3 separate regions of the Mus musculus genome follow, and all the other regions are linked to region 1. A link is a loop called in an ENCODE intact Hi-C map of the cell type or tissue named here. Cell type or tissue: heart. All regions are shown on one strand.

The links. Hi-C counts contacts between places; a loop is a spot of excess contacts. Peaks named below come from ENCODE experiments on the same cell type or tissue, not always from the same donor. Only the 100,000 strongest peaks of a DNase experiment are listed, where the experiment ranks them.
Region 2: a loop joins it to region 1, with 2.7 times the contacts of the local background. A loop is called at or near these places in 3 of 42 quality-filtered maps.
Region 3: a loop joins it to region 1, with 5 times the contacts of the local background. A loop is called at or near these places in 4 of 42 quality-filtered maps.

What each region holds. Positions count from the first base shown.
Region 1 is chr11:16,507,069-16,509,568 of GRCm38, reverse strand. Sec61g (SEC61, gamma subunit) reads left to right here and starts at 1,085. Exons shown (of 4, transcript NM_011343.3): 1 at 1,085-1,465. The coding sequence starts at 1,376. In heart, no CTCF peak of the experiment used is centred here; a DNase peak (open chromatin) is centred at 1,338; H3K4me3 peaks cover 1,912 bases; H3K27ac peaks cover 1,840 bases.
Region 2 is chr11:17,050,776-17,053,275 of GRCm38, reverse strand. Cnrip1 (cannabinoid receptor interacting protein 1) reads right to left here and starts at 1,417. Exons shown (of 3, transcript NM_029861.3): 1 at 928-1,417. The coding sequence starts at 1,106. In heart, no CTCF peak of the experiment used is centred here; a DNase peak (open chromatin) is centred at 1,445; H3K4me3 peaks cover 1,445 bases; H3K27ac peaks cover 829 bases.
Region 3 is chr11:17,256,573-17,259,072 of GRCm38, reverse strand. C1d (C1D nuclear receptor co-repressor) reads right to left here and starts at 1,526. Exons shown (of 5, transcript NM_020558.4): 1 at 1,415-1,526. In heart, no CTCF peak of the experiment used is centred here; DNase peaks (open chromatin) are centred at 1,462 and 1,942; H3K4me3 peaks cover 1,996 bases; H3K27ac peaks cover 1,768 bases.

The DNA.
Region 1 (2,500 bases):
GGAGGCATTTCCTCAACTGAAGCTCCTTTCTCTGTGATTACTCCAGCTGTGTCAAGTTGACACAAAAACCCAGCCAGTAAGTAACCTAATTTGGATAATCCTTCACAGTATGCTAGAAGTTTGTCACCTATATTTAGCTGCCCTGTTTTAGTGGTTTTAAAAATCATATTTTTTTGTTTTACTCAGTTCCACTTCTCCTGAATTCTTATGGATTCTGTGTTTCTTTAAACATCATTAATATATGAATCACTCTCCTGTTTTATCTTTTTGCAGTGTTTAATCCTGGGCTTGAATGTGTATATATATATTTGTTTTGTTTTGAGACGTTTTTCATATAACCCAAGCTGTCCTTCAAATTTCTATGTAGCTAAGGGTGACCTGGAACATCTACACACCTCCTATTCTCAAGTGATAGATTTATAGATGCGTACTTATACTGAAACAACCACGAAAAACATAAGAATGTTATAATACAGTAGCTGCATTAACCCCTTTTATATCCAAAGGCCAAGTTATGCCAGATTGACAGTTGTCACTTCCCAATATATGGCTGCAAGCTGAGTTAAAAAAAGAAACTCTAATTGCTCATTTTGAATATACAAAAACAACTCCTTCAAATAGCAAAGAACTAATGTTTCAAGGTAGTGCTTCATGACACTTGCAAACCTGCTGTATCTTTTTTAGTGATTGGAAGAAAATTTTTATAGGTCTTTTAGATACTAATGGTAGAATTATGGTTTGTGCTCCATATGAAAGCAAAGTATTGTAATCTGTTTCACAGTACTTGCCCGAGGTTGCACGTGAAATGAAGTAAAAACTCTTCAAAGCCTACTGATAGAGCCAATCAAGATTATCCAAGCAACAAATCTTAACTCAGAAATGTCAAATGTATTGCACTCAGAGACTGTTAGTACCAGCAGTACATCTAATTCCTCATTGGGGACAAGAAAGTTCTAGGTAGGCGGTCTTAATTCCCTCTATATTCCCATGAATAATAAGCAGAAAGTCATTTTCCGGGAATGGAGAATAGTTTGAATTAGGTCGTTCATACTGAGATGTTTGTTTCATTTTTGATCAGTGACATTATTTGCATGCGCAGCGGGGAGACTCATAGCTGTAGCGCAGACACTCACTCACTAACTAACTAGCGACACTTCGTGGATTTACGTTGAGGCTGCTGGAGAGGCTGCTGGAGAGGCTGCGCCCGAGACCGGGAGGCGAACAATCGGGAACCAAGATCCCACACCGCCCGCCCGTTCAGCTGGAGAGACCCGAATCGCTCAGGTCGGCCTCTGCTCGGGAAGCCGGGAGAAACACACGTAGCACTGCGCCGGCGTAGTGACGTCTCTGCGTGAAGAGCCAATTGAAAGGAGGAATGGGCGGGCTGTGGGTTGCCAGCTTCCGGTTCCGTTGGGCTCGGTTCTCTCCTGAGCTACGTGTCTCTACGCTCTCAATCCGCCATCCAGTAAGTAAGGATTTTCTCATGAGTGGTAGGTAGGGGAAAGCTGGTCTAGGGTTCATGGCACAAAGGGGCCGCGGGATGGGAGGCCAGGGACACGGAGGGACCAGGGGAGGTGAAGAAACTGGAGGTACGAGCGTCCGGTGGGATGATTGGGGCCGGGATCTAAGTGGGCGCGAGATGAGCGGGCCTGGGGGTCGTGGAGATCAAAGGAACCCCCGGGGAAAGGGGCGGCGAAGGGGCCACGGGCTGGGGTCACGAGGACGTCCTTGATAAGCCTGGAGGCCAGGAGCTGGACCTGGAAGCTGCAGAACTGTGGACAAGTTGGCTGAGCCGGGTCGCTGATGGACAGGTGGACAGAGAGCCATTCATTTATGAAAAGGGCAAAATCCAGGCACAGGTTCTACCTACGTAGCCTCAGATGGAATTAGCCAGTCAAGACCTCTAAGGAGGAGGGTTTCCAAAAGTTCACGAACTCAGAGCTTAGCGTCTGGATCTAGGGTTCAGCCTTCTCCCTGAACATCCCCTGCCTGAACATCCTCACACTGTTGGTGAACTCATTGTCTCTTGTGGCTTCCAGAGCCTGATGCTTTGAACCTCTTGTGAAGTTGTGTTCAGGTGTCGAAATTTAAAGTAAAAGTGTTTGATCAGTAGTCAGCATCGAGAAGTCTTAGTGGACTCGTGCTCTCCTCTAACAGCGAGTGCAGTGGTTGGTCTAGTGGTTTTAGGGCTGTTGGATTTGAAGAACAGCTAAATGAAACACCGAGAAAACAGGCGTCCCTTTGCTTTCTGTATCAGGCTGTGAATTGATTTCTTAGTGTGTACCTTAAGTGGTTCAGCTATTTGTCCACTGTTCACGGCTTAAAACTGGGACCCAGCAGGGCTTCTATTTTCTAGCTAGAGAGTGTAATTATCATCTGACTTCTAAGACCTGGAAATGGAGTACAAATACTGTGGCTCCGTTACCAGTGGCTCTCAGAGTCGTTGTATTCTTAATAGAGTTTCAAAAGAACCTCAAAATATTCAAACCTAAACATTTAG
Region 2 (2,500 bases), 540 kb before region 1:
TCTGAAAGTTGCAGCTGCCGTGACTTTTTGACATGATGGACTCTAACATCAAAACTGAGGCAAACAAAACCTTTCTTCAGTAAGCTGATTTTGTCAGGGTATTTTATCACAGCCATAGGAAAAGAAACTAAGACCCATATGTGATCTTTTTTTTTTTTTTTTTTTTTTTTTAACTGCCACCATTCTCTTCTACAGTCTTCTTGTGAAGATGCTGTTAACCACCACAGAGATCAACACTAGGCTGACCAGGCTGACTGAAAAATTCAGCCAGGAAAGAAAGAAAAGGCACAGTGTATGAAATCCATAAAGGTGAGCCCAGCACAGGCAGTGCCCTCTAATTTGTGCCTGATGCCTCCGCTGACATTAACCCTGGAAGGGAGAACTGGAGAGCATCCTTCTGGGAACCCAGGGACCATCTGTCCACTGAGATTACTCACTCCTCAGCCTCTCTTCCCACTTCCACTTCCGTATTGTCAGCAGAAGCAGGAGAGATTGCAGGATCCAGCAGAGGAGAGACGGGATTGTGGTTCCTGAAACATTCCATGTCTTTCTACCATCGTCCCCACCCTGTCTACCTATGTTTCTCTGTTGTAGGTAGACTAAAGAGAGATTTACAAGAAATCAAAACAAAGCAAACCCTAAAATACAACAACAGCAGCAAAAGCCTCCAAACCTTGGATTCTTGTCGCAGATTTAAAGGGATTTACTGAAATGGGTGGAAGGAATCAGGAATGTAAGACTACAAGCTCAAGGAGGGGGAGTAGCTTAGGGGCAGGGCGTTCATCTCTTGCCCTCATTCCAGGTCCTGCTGAGCATTCGAGAGACTAGAAGGGCCCAGTGGAGGATAGGGATGCCCTGGAGCCTCCATGCTCCTCCCATACCCGGGATGTTATTGCCCTGCCACCACCCGGCACGCCCCACACTCACTCGACCTGCAGTGTTGTGGGCTTAATCTTCACCTCCACCTTGTAGGAGGAGCCGGTGAGCAGCTTGATTGTGCGGTTCTGGCCAAAACGCTGCCCGTCCACCTTGAAGAAAACAGGGCCGTCGTTGGGCTGGATGCGCAGCGCGATGGAAAGGCGCACGAGTCCGGGTAGGTCCCCCATAGTTGGCAACCGAGACTGGAGTGGTGGACAGTGAAGGCTGGAGAGAGCTGCTGCGGCGCTTTGGGCGGAGGGGACAAGCAGGGAGGAAGAGAGAGCGGATGGATGCAGGCCACAGCTAGGAGCGGTCGCCTCTGTCCACCCCAGATTTTGAGAAGCAGCTGTGGCCCTCCACTACACTCAGAAAAGGAGCCGGCCCAAGAGACAGCATGGAGGCAGCAGGCTGCCCCATCCCCCGCTCCCCACGCAGGGCCCTGCACGCACGCGAGGGCTCGCAGTGACTGGACTGGCAGGCTGCCCCGCAAATCAGCACTGCTGGGGGCTAGAGAGTTAATCTTGTTTACGCACCACAATCCCCTTCAGCAGGACTGACGTTTAGGCTCCTCCTAGAACAGCACCGGATGCGAGGAGGATGGGGCGGAGAGGCCCTGGGACCAAGATTAATTGCTACAACAAGGAGCTGAGACCCCAGAGTCTAGGCCCTAAGGGATGTAGATTCACTTTCTGGAGGGTTTGAGCTGAGGTTTGGTGTGAAGTGACTGAGAGGGGAAGTGGAGGCAAGTGGCAGGAAACGGGGTAGGAAACTGCTAGCTAATGATTTAAATTTCAGGAAATGAGTGCATCCTACTGAGAGCAAGGACAAATGGCCCCGAAGGCAGAGCTCATCTCACGTGGAGTGGAAATTACACTAGATTAGGTGGAGATAGAAAGACAGATGCGGTTAGGGAGAAAGGGGGAGCAGGGACAGGTTGAGAGAGTCCTATTTTCATTTTCATTATACATATCTTGGCTTAGAATTGACACTATAATCAATCATATATATATATATATACACACACACACACACAAATCTGGAAGGGTGAGTCTGACCAACTCTGTAAAAAGTAAGGTAGTCTGGTGAGTTAGGTGTAGTGACAATGTCTAAGAAGGATGAGTCAAAGAACTACTGCAGAACATTTCATATGACAGTGCAGAGTCTGCGCTTGCACGCTACATATGATTTTGAAAGGCTTTCTCATAGATGGTGGTTGACAGTTGAAGATGCCAAGCAGCAAAGGGAGACTAGGTGCATGGAAATGAGTTCCTGACGGAGAAAAATGAGTTCCTTCTTCAGCACCACACAGGTGGATAGTACCATAGGCTCCACCTCATACCTGGGAAATGCAGGATACAATTGATGCCTCCCATTGGGACAGATGCGGTTGTTTGCAACTTTGTACTTACACAGGTTAGGCTACTTTTATTTAGTTAATAAGCTATATATATATATGTATAAAAATGATTCTGAGGTATTGGTGTTTATTGTAACTGTTAGCAAAAAAATCAAAACAAAACCTAAATGGACTGCCAATCTATGAATGGTTGAAAAAAGACCCAGCAGCATAAAGAATGGTTGA
Region 3 (2,500 bases), 750 kb before region 1:
CATGAGCACAAACACATGAATAAATAGAAACATTTTAAAGTACATAAATTACAAGGACCTGTTAAGACTGGAGCCACACCAGAATCAACTTCTAATTTAATGCTTACTTCAACATGTTTTCAAAATGAAAGAAAGAAAGCAGCAAAAACTATCTTCTCAAAAATGTGGGGCTTGTTTTTACAATTACCTCTAAAGTAATAATAATACATAAGGTTGTGATGTAGACAAAATAAATATCAATAAAACTCTTAAAGCTATACTCCATTAGTAGAATGCTCAAAGTACTAGTTCATAATATTAGTTATTATTTAAGAAAGTGGAAATAACAAAGAGGTAATCCACTGTAGACTATTCAGAGCCATACATGAAGAGTCAAATGCTTGCAAACAAGTGCTACTGTTTACCCATAGAACTTTTCAAAGTTAAAAACAAGAGAAAACTGCATCCCTATAGGTACCGGAAAGCATCCACAACATCTCTGATTTGGGAATTTCACTTCTATTACTAGAAAACAACAAAAACTGTTCACACTGTCATCTTATCTTGTAACAAAACAATTCAGTCTATCAATTCCACCATCCAGAAGTAGTTTTCTAAAGTTCAATAAGGATAGCTGTCATTTATAAATAAAAACTAACGTTGATACTTAGTTCTGTCTACTCTTAGTCCAAACAGGTTAATAATTACACCACAGACATCTCACCAGGGCAAATACACCTTTTCCAAGCCAAAACTAAATTGTAGTCAACACATTTTAAGTCATTAACGCTATCTTCCAACAGAAATTTGAGCCACGATGAAATTTTCCCAGATGACACTGAAAAATTCCTCTTAATACAATCCGCTACAGCAGAAAGCTGCCGGCCCGGCCCGGTTTCCCACGCCTTTAATCCTAACACCTAAGAGAGGGAGGCTGATCTCGGAGTTCGAGGCCAGCCTGTTCTACAGATCGAGTTCCAGGACAGCCAGGGCTATACTGAGAAACTGTGTCTCGGAAAAGAAAAAGTAAAATTAAGGAAACCCTTGTTTCAAAAGGGCTAACACTGCCACCGCAAGCATTCCGACCTTGGGCGGAACAGGAAGGGCTGCACGCAAAGTTACTTTTTCCACCTTCCATTTTGTCTCCGTTTAGATTTGGAATCAGCTAGAAGCTGATGGCGTTGGGTGTTTTACTTGTCGCTTTTCAACCTCTGAAAGGCAACGTTAACAGTGGCAGCGAAATGAAGACGGTATTGACAGAGAAACTAAAGGCCAAAGCAAAGCCCGAGAGCCGCCACTGCAGGGACTACGCTAGAAGCGAGCAGTCCCGCTCGGCTCCTCCCAGTCGGCCACAGGACGGACGTGATCCCGGGGTGCGGGAAAAGAGACTGTGACGGGAGCACGACAAGCACCCGAACGCGGTTCTGCACAATACCTCAATACCGTGGACGCCTGTCTCCGGGAAATAGGTCGCACGATGATGACGCCATGACACGGCTTCTGCCTGCCGCCCGTGCGTCTCTCCCGGTCGTGCGCGTGCGCACTTCAGTCCCGAGGCTTGCCCCGCCTCTGTCCATCCAGGAGCTAAGTGCAGTGGTCTGTCTGTCTGTCTGTCTGTCTTTCTTTCTTTCTTCTGTCTGTCTGTCTGTCTTTCTTTCTTTCCTTCTTTCCTTCCTTCCTTCCTTCCTCCCTCCCTCCCTCCCCCCTCTCTCTCTTTCTCTTTTTGACACATTTTTTAATTAACTATTTATTTACATTCCAGGCGTTACCCCCCTCCCGGTCCCCCACCCAGTTCCTCACACCATTCTGCTCCCCATCATCTATCTCCCCATCCCCCATTATTGGGGCCTCAAGACCCTTGGGAATTGGACCCATCTTCTCCAACTGAAGCCAGACTAAGCAGACCTCTGCTACATAGGTCCCAGGAGGCTGGGGAATGGGTGGCACTTGGCTCAGCCCATGTATGCTGCCTGGTTGTTGGCTCAGCCTCTGGGAGCCCCCCGGGGTCCGGGTTGGTTGAGACTGCTGATCTTCCTATGGGGTCACCCTCCCCTTCAGCTCCTTCAACCCTTCCTCTAATCCAACCGTAGGGGTCTCTAACCTCAGTCCGACAATGGTTGGGTGTAAGTATCTGCCTCTTTCTCAATCAGCTGTTGGTAGAGCCTCTCAGAGTGGACAGCCATGCTAGGCAAAGAACTTAAAGGTCTCCCGCCAAGGTGGCAAGATTGGAGTCGAAGGCCCTGGCATTTTGTCTAGATTAGGCTTCTTCAAACTGAATGTTCCTTACACCTTTGTCCATTTCTTTGCTTTGATGGAAGTTGGGTCCCTCCGGACCAAACTGTGCACCTCAGATTAATCTTTGGAGGGGCTTCCCTAATATAGTGCCCGATACCTGGTTAGGTGATAGTTATGAAAAATAGTTTCAAAAATTAAATGAGGGTGTGAAGATATGAAAAGTACAAGTTCATATTTTGTGTTGTTTTTGTTTTTGAATGGGTCTCACTGTGTGATATAGCTGACC